Linked DNA regions of Homo sapiens: region 1 is linked to region 2. A link is an interaction called in ENCODE POLR2A ChIA-PET data of the cell type or tissue named here. Cell type or tissue: OCI-LY7. All regions are shown on one strand. Each heading gives the region's core, and the rest is flanking DNA. Links, peaks and the distances in the headings are about the cores only. Region 1 overlaps SENP8 (SUMO peptidase family member, NEDD8 specific). Region 2 overlaps MYO9A (myosin IXA).

Region 1 (5,385 bases), core at 190-5,189, 75 kb before region 2:
TCCACTACTGACTGTGCCAATAAATTCTCCATCAAAATAATTGTTTAAAAATTTAAATTAGGCCAGGTCTGTTCCCTGCTTAGGAGTCTCTAGTAGCTATCATACTCAGAAAAAAATGAAAATTCCCTACCCTAGTTTACAAAACCCTACATGAAAATGTGGCTTCAGCTATTTCTCCAACCTTATCTCCTATTATTTCCCTGCTTGCCCACTAAGACCCAGCCACAAAGACTTTCTTTTTACTCCTCAAATACACCAAGCTTTTTCCCTCCTGAGGGTGGTACTAGCTCTGCCTGGACCTTCTAGTAATTAGCTTCTTCTTTGGACAGATCTTAGTTTAAATGCCACTAAGTCACAGAGGTCTCAGGGCAGCCAAAACAAAGAGGCCACCAGTTACTATCACTCTAATTTCAATTCCTTGAATAGCACTGATTACTATGTGATAGTTTTTTAATTTATTTGTTTATTGGTTCATATTCTTTTTTCCTCCCCCTGCCTCTTCTCTTTCCCTCTCCAAAACAAGAATGTAAGCTCTATGAAAATAAGACGACGAGGGGCCTTGTCTGCCTTGTTTGCCATTTTAACCCCAGGACCTAAAACAGTGCTTACCAGGCAGGTACTCAATAAATAATTGTAGAATAAATGAATAAGTAATTGAGTATACAGCTCAACATAATATAAATCAAGTTCGGCAGAGAAATGTTTACATTTAGAGTCTGGGAAGTGAAAGCGCCTTTACTATCACTTCTAATCTAATTTCCTACTCCATGCAAGAATTCTTCATTTCTGCTCTGAAAGAGAAAGGTGCAGAACCTTGACTTAAAACTAGGGGTGTGGTATTGGAGCAGAAGTAGATAAATCAATAGCATAAAAAAATCATATGTAGATTAGAAATTTTAAATATGATGATGGAGTCTTTACAAATCAATGAGAGAGTCTGTTCTCATAGTGTAGTAGTAATCATGTTTGCCTGACAAATCAGGAGAAATTATGGATTATTCCAGTGTTTTCAGCGTGTTCACGTGTTCCACTGAACATTATGTTCCCATAGCAGTGCTGTCCAATAGCACTTCTTGTGACGGAAATTTTCCTATTTTTTGAGATGGAGTCTCACTCCGTCGCCCCGGCTGGAGTGTAGTGGCGCAATCTCGGCTCACTGCAACCTCTGCTGCCTGGGTTCAAGCGATTCTCCTGCTTCAGCCTCCCGAGTAGCTGGGATTACAGGCAACTGCCACTGTGCCTGGCTAATTTTTTGTAGTTTTTTAGTAGAGACAGGGTTTCACCAGCTTGGCCAGGCTGGTCTTGAATTCCTGACCTTGTGATCCACCCACCTCGGCCTCTCAGCGTGCTGGGATTACAGGCATCAGCCACTGTGCCTGGCCCGGAAATTTTCTTTTATCTGCAAAATGTTCAATACAGTAGCCACTAGCCCCTTGTGGCTATTGAGTTCTTGAAATATGGTCAGTGTGACTGAAGAACTGAGTAATTTTAATTAACTAAAATTTAAATAGCCACATGTGGCTAGTGCTAGTATACTGGACAGCTCAGTTCCACAGGCTTTCATAGGTATTTCCTGAAATACCTATGAAGTGAGATTACATGGTTAAAAAAAATAGCTCACACCTGTAATCCCAGCACTTTGGGAGGCTAAGGCAGGCAGATCACCTGAGGTCAGGAGCTTGAGACCCGCCTGGCCAATATGGCAAAACCCCATCTCTACTGAAAATACAAAACAAGTTGGATATGGTAGTGCATACTTGTAATCTCAGTTACTTGGGAGGTAGAGGCAGGAGAATTGCTTGAACCTGGGAGGCAGAGGTTGCAGTGAGCCGAGATCACCCCACTGCACTACAGCCTGGGCGACAGAGTGAGACTCCATCTCAAAAAAATAAATAAATAAAATAAATAAATAAATAAAAAAGAAAAAAGATTACATGGTTAATTAAATTAGGAAATGCTAACTCCTAATGCACACACACACACTAGAGGCTAACGAGAGTTTGGCGATAAAAAATTTTAACTTTTTTTCGTATGATCTTTTCCCAAACTTATTTAACCACGAAATAGTCTTTCTTTTTTTTGGAGGAATATCTATCAGTACTTTATTATCTGTATATTGAAGTATGGGATATGCTTGCTGGATTTTTTAATAAGTAGCATTGGCACAACTTGTTAATTATTTGATTAAAAAAGTAAAGAGTTTTACCTCATACCTTACATCAAATTATATTTTAGATAGAATACAAATTTAAATGTTAAAAAGTAAAAAAAAAATTGTTAGAAAATATTAGTTAATACACTTACATGACTAGTCAATAAACACATGAAAAGACACTGGACATCAGAGTAGTAATCAAATAAATGTAAGTTAAAATAAAATTTCATTTTTTTACCTGTCAAGTTAGCAAAGGTGAAGAAAACTAATAATAATTAGCATTGCTGAGAGATTATGGGAAATGAGTAAATGATGCCCCATTTTGATAGGACTGTCATACATGCAAGCTTTTTCAAGGGTAATTTGCCATTATATTGGAATTCTTAAGAAATTTATATATGTAGGTATTATACTTTAAGAAATTTAACTTAAGGGAGACATTAACAATGTGTGCAAAAATTCAACAAGATATTCACCATGGCAGTATTTGTAACAGAAAAACTGGAAACAATCTGGAGTTCAAAAAAGGACTGGTAAATTAAACAACAGGGTTTCCACACGATGGAATAGTTTTCAGCCATTAAATATAATATTGTCAATACAAATTTATTAAAAGAAAAATGTTCATAATATGCTTTGATATAAACATCTGTATATGATAAAAATATACAGAAAAATAATCAAGAACGATATCCATCAAGTGTAAATATCATTTTAAGAAATAGGATTAATACTTTTTTGCCTTTTTCCTTCTACCTTTTGATATTGTGCTTTAATTTTTCCCCCTTTTTTAATAATGAACACATAATTAGTAAATACAGTGATTTCCATATTGAAGAGGAATAAAAGATGTACCAGTTCCCACTCTTATAATGACATAAAATATTTCCATTTTTTCAACTTCTGAGTCTTACTTCTGTCCTCTGGATAAAACAGGTAAATCTAATCTCTTTTCCATAAATGTTCAAACACAAATATTTAAAAATAATTTGATGTTTACTAAAATTAGAAGATTATGTCCAACTTCTAATGTCTGATTCAACTTGCACTTTCACAAAAAGAATCACATCCAAGACCAAATATGCTTTTTATGGCAAAAATATTTCCAGGAAGGAAGTTCATGGCTTTTTTTTGGGGTTTCAATTTCCCCCCAATTAAAACGTTTCCTTTTAAAACTAAGCCTAAGCCATCTGGAGATCTGTATAATGTGGCATGTAAGAATGACCATCAAGATTTATTATATAACCCTCTTGAGTACACAGATTAGATTTTACTCATCCTTCTAACTTCAGTGCCTGACAAGCTAGAGTTTTAATAAATAAATATTTTTCCTGAGTGAGCAAAGTACAGAAGTGAAACATATCTTGAAAAACTCAGGAAAACACAACACAGTTATAAATGTAAGAAATATTCTCAATTTTATAAATGAGCTATGAATTTAAACAACATTCCTGTAACATCAATATTTCAGAGAGGAATTCAGCTCTCAAAGTACAAAACCTACTTGGTGTGATGATGATGCTTGGTAACTCTACTGCTATAAATTCCACTTTATTCTGTCTGGGGCCAAGGAGATAAAACAGGTGACTTTTTAGGATTTCATCTAACACCAAGGCTCTCCATTTATTGCTCTGTAACTAGGCACAGCTATCAATGGCTAAGGTGTCATTGACCATGAAAATAATTTTATTCCTGGTCTACCATTTCTACCTCAAGAGTTCCATTTGTAGGCTGGGTGCGGTGGCTCATGCCTGTAATCCCAGCACTTTGGGAGGCCAAGGCGGGTGGATCACCTGAGGTCGGGCGTTCTAGATCAGCCTGACCAACATGGAGAAACCCTGTCTCTACTAAAAATACAAAATTAGCCAGGCGTGGTAGTGTACAACTGTAATCCTAGCTACTCGGGAGGCTGAGGCAGGAGAATTGCTTGAACCCAGGAGGTGGCGGTTGTGGTGAGCCAAGAGCACGCCACTGCACTCCAGCCTGGGGAACAAGAGCAAAACTCCATCACAAAAAAAAAAAAAAAAGTTCCATTTGTAATTGTGTCACAGTTTTTGTCCTCAATATAAACCTGGTGTATACCAAGTTTTTCTTGTGGTGACTTTGTTTTGCTTCAAATTTTCTGAGAAATGACTTTACACAATTGCAAACTTTGAAATGACTAGGAGTGAGGGTCAGGTGTGGAGAGGCCATTAGAATTAATAAGACGTCTGTGTAAGATAATATTTTATAAAGGTGTAGACAGAACTTTATTTTAGTACATGTGGTAACAAAGTCTGATAAGGAGTGGTTAAAGCCATGATTTACCTCATTTCACAGATAATCACTGTGGTCAGCACATGGCAGCTCTATGCAAACACACTATTTGAAAGAACACAAAAAAGCTATGATCTTTTAATCTCATTTGTTCTAAGGATTTCAAATCCTGGCAAGTTATTTTTTTCATAGATAGTTAAGAGGTAAATTGTCATTACAAATTGCTCATTAGTGGGTTTCAAAAATGTGCCTGGCACATAGTAGAGGTTCAATAAATATCTAATGAATTAATGAGTAATGAATCACACGACTTTGAGAGTTTTATTCATTGGCCATCAGGGAAAGCAAGCCTAAGGTTTTCAAACAATAATACAGATGCTCAAAATAGTAACTATAGTTGGGACAAATTTTTTGGGATCAAGACAATGATCCAGTGCTTTTATAAGTTGATTGTGGAGTAAGCCATTTAATTGGGAGCCAGAGAAAGGAACTTTCAGAAATTTTCTGTAAGTAATAAAAATTATTAAAAAGCCTCATAAAAGTATTATTTCTGATTTCAGATAGACCCACTCCTCCTCCTCCCGCAAAAGGTGTCAGATAGCTGAACCTCAAGTTCTGCATAAACTTAATTCTTCCTATCACCACCCAAATGGCCTCCAATTATTTGATGGACAGAAAGTCAATATAGGCTAGTTATGTTGAAGAAGGTGGTAATGGTGGCCTCTCTGAGAACCTAGTTCTGGAAGTTAATTTTATAGGACTCATTTGGATCAGTAATACCTAAACCCCAAATTCAATTTTTTAGAATACATTTAAAAAGTACATACTTTGGGTACTAGCTGGATTTGAGCAGTAAGTTTCTATAGTCCGGTATTGATCAGTTTCAAAGGAGATGGGTTGCCTGGGCCTTGAGGACTTCACATTCTTTTGCTAATGTGTTTAAACTAAACTTCTTTCCCATCCAAGAAGTTTAA
Region 2 (5,385 bases), core at 256-5,255:
CTTGCTATGGGGTGATACTTCTTGGGGTGATACTTTTCAGGCTGGAAACGTCTGTGGCCACTGGCGCCTCTGCCTGAGTTTTTCTTGGGCCTGCTGGGCTTATTCTGATCACTCTGAATGGCAGGCTGTGTTTGGCTTGCACTACCAGCCTGGATCCCACACCTACCAAAGGAGGGTGTGTGAGTGAGTGAGGAGTTTGGCCACTCTACACAACCGAGCATGCTGGCTGCAGCGGGGCAGGCAGCTCCGGGTGCTGGCATAGGCGCTGGCTTCCTTGCAAGGCTGTGGATCAGGCATACCTCAAGCAGCTTCCATGGCTGGCACTGGGGAATGCAGTGGTGCTCGGAAGCTTGAAGATGCCAGGAACCGTAGAGCCCCAAAGAGGGTGTCAGAGCCCTGGCTTGGGGAGCCCCCAGGTCTGGACTCCATGAAGGGCCTTAGCTCTTTTCTCCTTCTCTCTTCTCTCCTTCTGTTGCCTACAATGGGACGAACAAGGGGCGTATTTCAGCCCTGTTTGTGTTATAGCTCTTTTAGTCCTGCCATTCGGCAGGTCCTGAGTTCTTGTTCTGTACCCAGGAAGAACGAGGTACACGGACAAGTGGAAGGTGAGCAAGGTGAAGGGGAGCTTTATCGAGTGATAGAATAGCTCAGAGGAGACTCGCAGTGGGTAGCTCCTCTCTGCAGCCAGGGTGTCCTGATGAGTGTTCGGGTGTCCTGATGAGTGTTCAGCTGTCAGCAGAGTGGAGACCGTGGAGTGGGTAGCTCCTCACTGCAGCTGGTAGTTGGATATCTCTTCAGCTTTCAGCAGAGGAGACCCTGGGGTGGGTAGCTTCTCCCTGCAGCTGGTTGTCCCATCATCTTCTCAACTCCCGGCAGAGAGGAGACCCTGGGGTGGGCACCTTTTCTCTGCAACTGGCAGGTGGTTGTCTCCCCAAGTCTGGCTGAGTTCAGGCTTTTATAGGTCTCAGCAGGGAGGGTGTGTGTACTGATTGGTTCATTGACAACCATGGGTGAGCCTGGAGAAAGCACCACAAGTTCCCACTCTGGTCATCGGGTGCCAATGGAAAGCCTGGTCCCCAGGCTTCAGGCCTTCCCTGGCTTGAAGGTGGGGTTTCACCAGGGACCTGCCTCCTTTTGCCCAGGAGCCTGCCTGCCTCCTCCTGCTGTTCATGGTGCCCAGGCTGTTTGTGACAGGGGGTGCCTACAGGTACTGAGCTGCCCTCAGTACCCCCTCAGCCTCCCTCTAGTGTTTGTAGGCACCCAAAGTTTAGAGGGGGCCAAGGTGGCAGGGGGCTGGTGTATCAGTGCTATCTGGAGCGTGTGCACACTTGGCCAGGCTGTGACAGTGCCCAGTCTCGGACCCAACCTTTCTCTGAGATTGGAGTGGGTGCTGGGAGTGAGGAGAGGCCAGGCAGTGGGAGCAAACACCTCTGAGCCTGCAGGGACTGGGCGGGGGGCCTTCCTGGGCCTCTGAGAGTGCAGACATGCCTGGGTCTGCAGCTGCAGCTTGGGCGGCTGCAGCTGTGCCTGGGAGGGTGGGGCTCCTGCCTGCTCCCATCCCCCAAGAGCACAGTGATGCCTGGGTCTGCAGCCCACCTGGGCAGGTGGCCGCAGCTGCACCTAGGGAGCACGAAACTCCTGCCCTGTCAACTCAGAAGGTGGCAGGGTTCCCACCTGTTCCTGGCTTCTGCTGCCTCCATGGAGCACGCAGTCCTGGCTGCACCTCCCCCACTGCAGCTGGTATCATGGCAGTGGCCGCTATAGATGGGCCGCTGCTGCCATCGGTGGCATGCACTTACAGTCCCAGCTACTCGGGAGACTGAGGCAGGAGGATCACTTGAGTCCAGAAGGTTGAGGCTGCAGTGAGCCATGATTGTGCCATTGTACTCCAGCCTGCATGACAGAGACAGACCCTGGCTCTATAAAACAAAAACAAATACAAAAACAAAACAAAACAACAACAAAATAAAGTGAGTTAATGGAAAAGGAGCTGTAGGAGTGAGTCAGAAAAAGAGCAAGACTATCAGGAAGACTACAAGAAAAATAACTATGTGAGTACACTTTCAAGAACTAGAAATTGGCTGCTTTAGTCATGCCATAGTGTGGTGTGTTAAAATGAAGAATGAGGAAAGACCTTTGGATTACCAACTCTGTGGAATTTTGTGACTTCTCCGGAGCATTGTCAAGTAGCTTGCTATGTGGGAAGAGTGGTAAGGGAGTAGAAAGTGAGTTCCCAAATATTTGGGAATATGGTGATTTTCAAATACTATTTTCTGGACCAGCAATAACAGAATTACCTGCATTTCCTCAACTCATAACTATTGTTGAGCCTGGTAATGTACATTTAAAAAAAAATTTTGTTTGTTTGTTTGTTTATTTATTTATTTATTTATTTAGAGACGGAGTCTTGCTCTGTCACCCAGGCTGGAGTGCAGTGGCATGATCTTGGCTCACTGCAAGCTCTGCCTCCAGGGTCCACGCCATTCTCCTGCCTCAGCCTCCGGAGTAGCTGGGGCTGCAGGTGCCCACCACCATGCCTGGCTAATTTTTGTATTTTCAGTAGAGATGGGGTTTCACCATGTTAGCCAGGATGGTCCTGATCTCCTGACCTCGTGATCTATCCGCCTCGGCCTCCCAAAGTGCTGGGATTACAGGTGTGAGCCACCGCACCCGGCTGGTAATGTACGTTTTGAAAAAGCTCCCCAGATGATTTTGATGAAAGCTCATGTCTCGGATTTGCAAGTACAGATTTTCCAAGCTGTTTAGTAAGGACTGGCTTGTGATCAAGATGGATTTCTGAGTGGTATTTTGAGACAAACCCTCCTTTTTGTAAAAAAAAAAACAAAACAAAAAAACCCACAAAGCAGTAATTGATAAAATAACAAAGATAAAACCAAACTGACAAAACTAGGACTCAAAAAAGGTAAACACTTCTGTTTCAGGAAGGAGCAGGTGTGATTTTGGCTGCTTTGAAGTAATGGGGAAGTGTAATTAGAGTTGGGCTTATTGTTGGAAACAGTGGTCCAAGATAGGACTCCTGTTAAAAAAGATGTTTCTAAGTTTACTTCCAGGGCTGCCATATTATACAACTTTAGGGATTAGATTGTAGTTACTTAGTACAGTGGTCTTTAACCTTTTTGGCACCAGGGACTGGTTTCATAGATGAAAATTTTTCCACAGATGGGGTAGTAGGGGATGGTTTTGGGATGAAACTATTCTGCCTCAGATCATCAGGTATTAGATGATTAGTTAGATTCTCTGGCATTAGTTAGATTCTCATAAGGAGCATGCAGTTTAGATCCCTTGCATATGCAGTTCACAATAGTGCTTAATGCTTCTATGACAATCTCATGCTGCTGACGATCTGACAGGAGGCAGAGCCCAGGCAGTAATGCTTACTTGCCTGCTGCTCATCTTCTGCTGTGCGGCCCAGTTTCTGACAGGCCATGGACTGGCACTGGTCCATGGCCCAGAGGTTGGGGACCCCTTAACTTAGTACATCTCCTGGAGTGGTACAGGTCACAGCCTCCCTGGCTGTAAGAAGATTTGCTGCTGACTGCTGCCAGATGCCATAGCGTATATGAAGCAAACACTTAGGGATTCAGGAAAGCAAACATAGCTATACAACTAGGAACCTGGTAACTCAGAGTATATCCTCACTGTTATTGCAGAGCAGAATCTCCAGCTAGACTATCTGTAAGAAAAATATTTATGAGATAACTGAGGAAATTTGGAAATTTGAATATCAATTGATCATTTAATACCAAAATTTTTAATTTTTAAAAATATATTTATGATACTGTAGTTCTCTTAAAAAAGTAGTAAACATGTTCTCAGTAAGTGTTTGTATGAAAAACAAAAGAAGTTCCATCAAAAGTGCACTTGTAAAGCTAAATTCTCAAATATATGAACTCATCTCATGCTAAGGAAGATATGAAATAACCATAAGAGCAGTTCCGTCTGGATGACATTTCAGTGTTAGTCTGAAAAATATTAAATTACATACTGAGGGTTTTCAAAAAGAAAAGGAGTAATAGCCCTTAAGTATAAATAATTTTGAAATGTAAATCGGCGGAAAAAAGATGAGGTGGATTTGAAAATGACAAAAACTTTAGAAGTGAAAAATATAGTTGTAATTTTTAAAAGCCAACAGCATGGTGTTCATGAATGAGAAGAGTCAATTAGATGTCAGTTCTGTCCAATATTAATCTGTAAAGTCAATGCAGTATTAAAATCTGAAAAGGTTTTTTTTCACGATAGTAAACATGCAAACTTAAACATTTTTATGGTAGTGTAAATAGCCAAGGTAAAATTTGTAAAGAACAACACATTAAGGTAATGTGCCCTTCAGATACCAAAATTTATTATAGGACTGTAGTAATTAACAGAGGTTCAGGGGTGGAAAAATAGACCTATGGAACAGACTATAGAGCCCAGAACAGATTGATAGGTACAGATCCATAGATGGAATCTATTTTCAGTATGCTATGAGATAGGACTGTTAATTTTCTTCACTCCAACTCAGATTAGCAATTGAACCAGTACCACAGTGAATAGTTTGTCCTTTCCTCACTAGTTTATTTCTTTTTTAATTTTTTTTTTTTTTGAGACAGTCTCATTCTGTCACCCAGGCTGGAGTGTAGGGGTGCGACCTCAGCTCACTGTAACCTCTGCCTCCCGGGTTCAAGTGATTCTCCTGCCTCAGGCCCCTGAGTAGCTGGGATTACAGGGACGTGCCACCATGCCTGGCTAATTTTGTATTTTTAGTACAGACAGGGTTTCACCATGTTGGCCAGGCTGATCTCGAACTCCTGACCTCAGGTGATCCGCCCGCCTTGGCTTCCCAAAGTGTTGAGATTACAGATATGAGCCACCACTCCTGGCCTATATGGCTGGGTTTTTTTTATATGTTTTGTATTAATCTCTGTGTTTGAAAGACCATCTAGGCAAACAGGAAAAAATAGTTTCTTGATTAGAAGACTTTGACAAATATGTAGTAGTATGAGAGGATAGATAGTACCCTGGGCAACATGGTGAAACCCCATCTCTACTAAAAATACAAAAATTAGCCAGGCAAGGTGGCGCACACCTGTAGTCCCAGCCAGGTTGAGGTGAGAGGATCACCTGAGCCCGGGTGATGGAGGGTGCAGTGAGCCAAGATCATGCCGCTGTACTCTAGCCTGGGTGACAGAACAAGACCCTGTCTCAAAAAAAAAAAAAAAAAAAAAGGAAGTAACTGAAAGTATTTCTTCTTATTATTTTTTTAATAGCACATCATCCTTATATGTTAAAGGATGAAATAAATAAGGTAAATATTGATGACACATGAGAGTAGTTTTTTGGGGGCATATAACTAACTAATGAAGATAAGAAACAGGTTTTATC

The links. Peaks named below come from ENCODE experiments on the same cell type or tissue, not always from the same donor. Only the 100,000 strongest peaks of a DNase experiment are listed, where the experiment ranks them.
Region 1: POLR2A ChIA-PET joins it to region 2 with 21 read pairs; 6 of 35 experiments call an interaction of 5 or more read pairs at or near these places.

Annotation. Positions count from the first base shown.
Region 1 is chr15:72,122,339-72,127,723 of GRCh38, reverse strand. The region is part of intron 1 of SENP8 (SUMO peptidase family member, NEDD8 specific); the gene reads right to left. Among named protein-coding and RNA genes, the nearest start is that of SENP8, 6.6 kb to the right of the region's middle. In OCI-LY7, for the core only: no CTCF peak of the experiment used is centred there; no DNase peak of the experiment used is centred there.
Region 2 is chr15:72,047,618-72,053,002 of GRCh38, reverse strand. All of the region lies in intron 1 of MYO9A (myosin IXA), which reads left to right. Among named protein-coding and RNA genes, the nearest start is that of MYO9A-AS1, 57 kb to the right of the region's middle. In OCI-LY7, for the core only: no CTCF peak of the experiment used is centred there; DNase peaks (open chromatin) are centred at 1,552, 2,952 and 3,352; H3K4me3 peaks cover 934 bases; H3K27ac peaks cover 2,219 bases.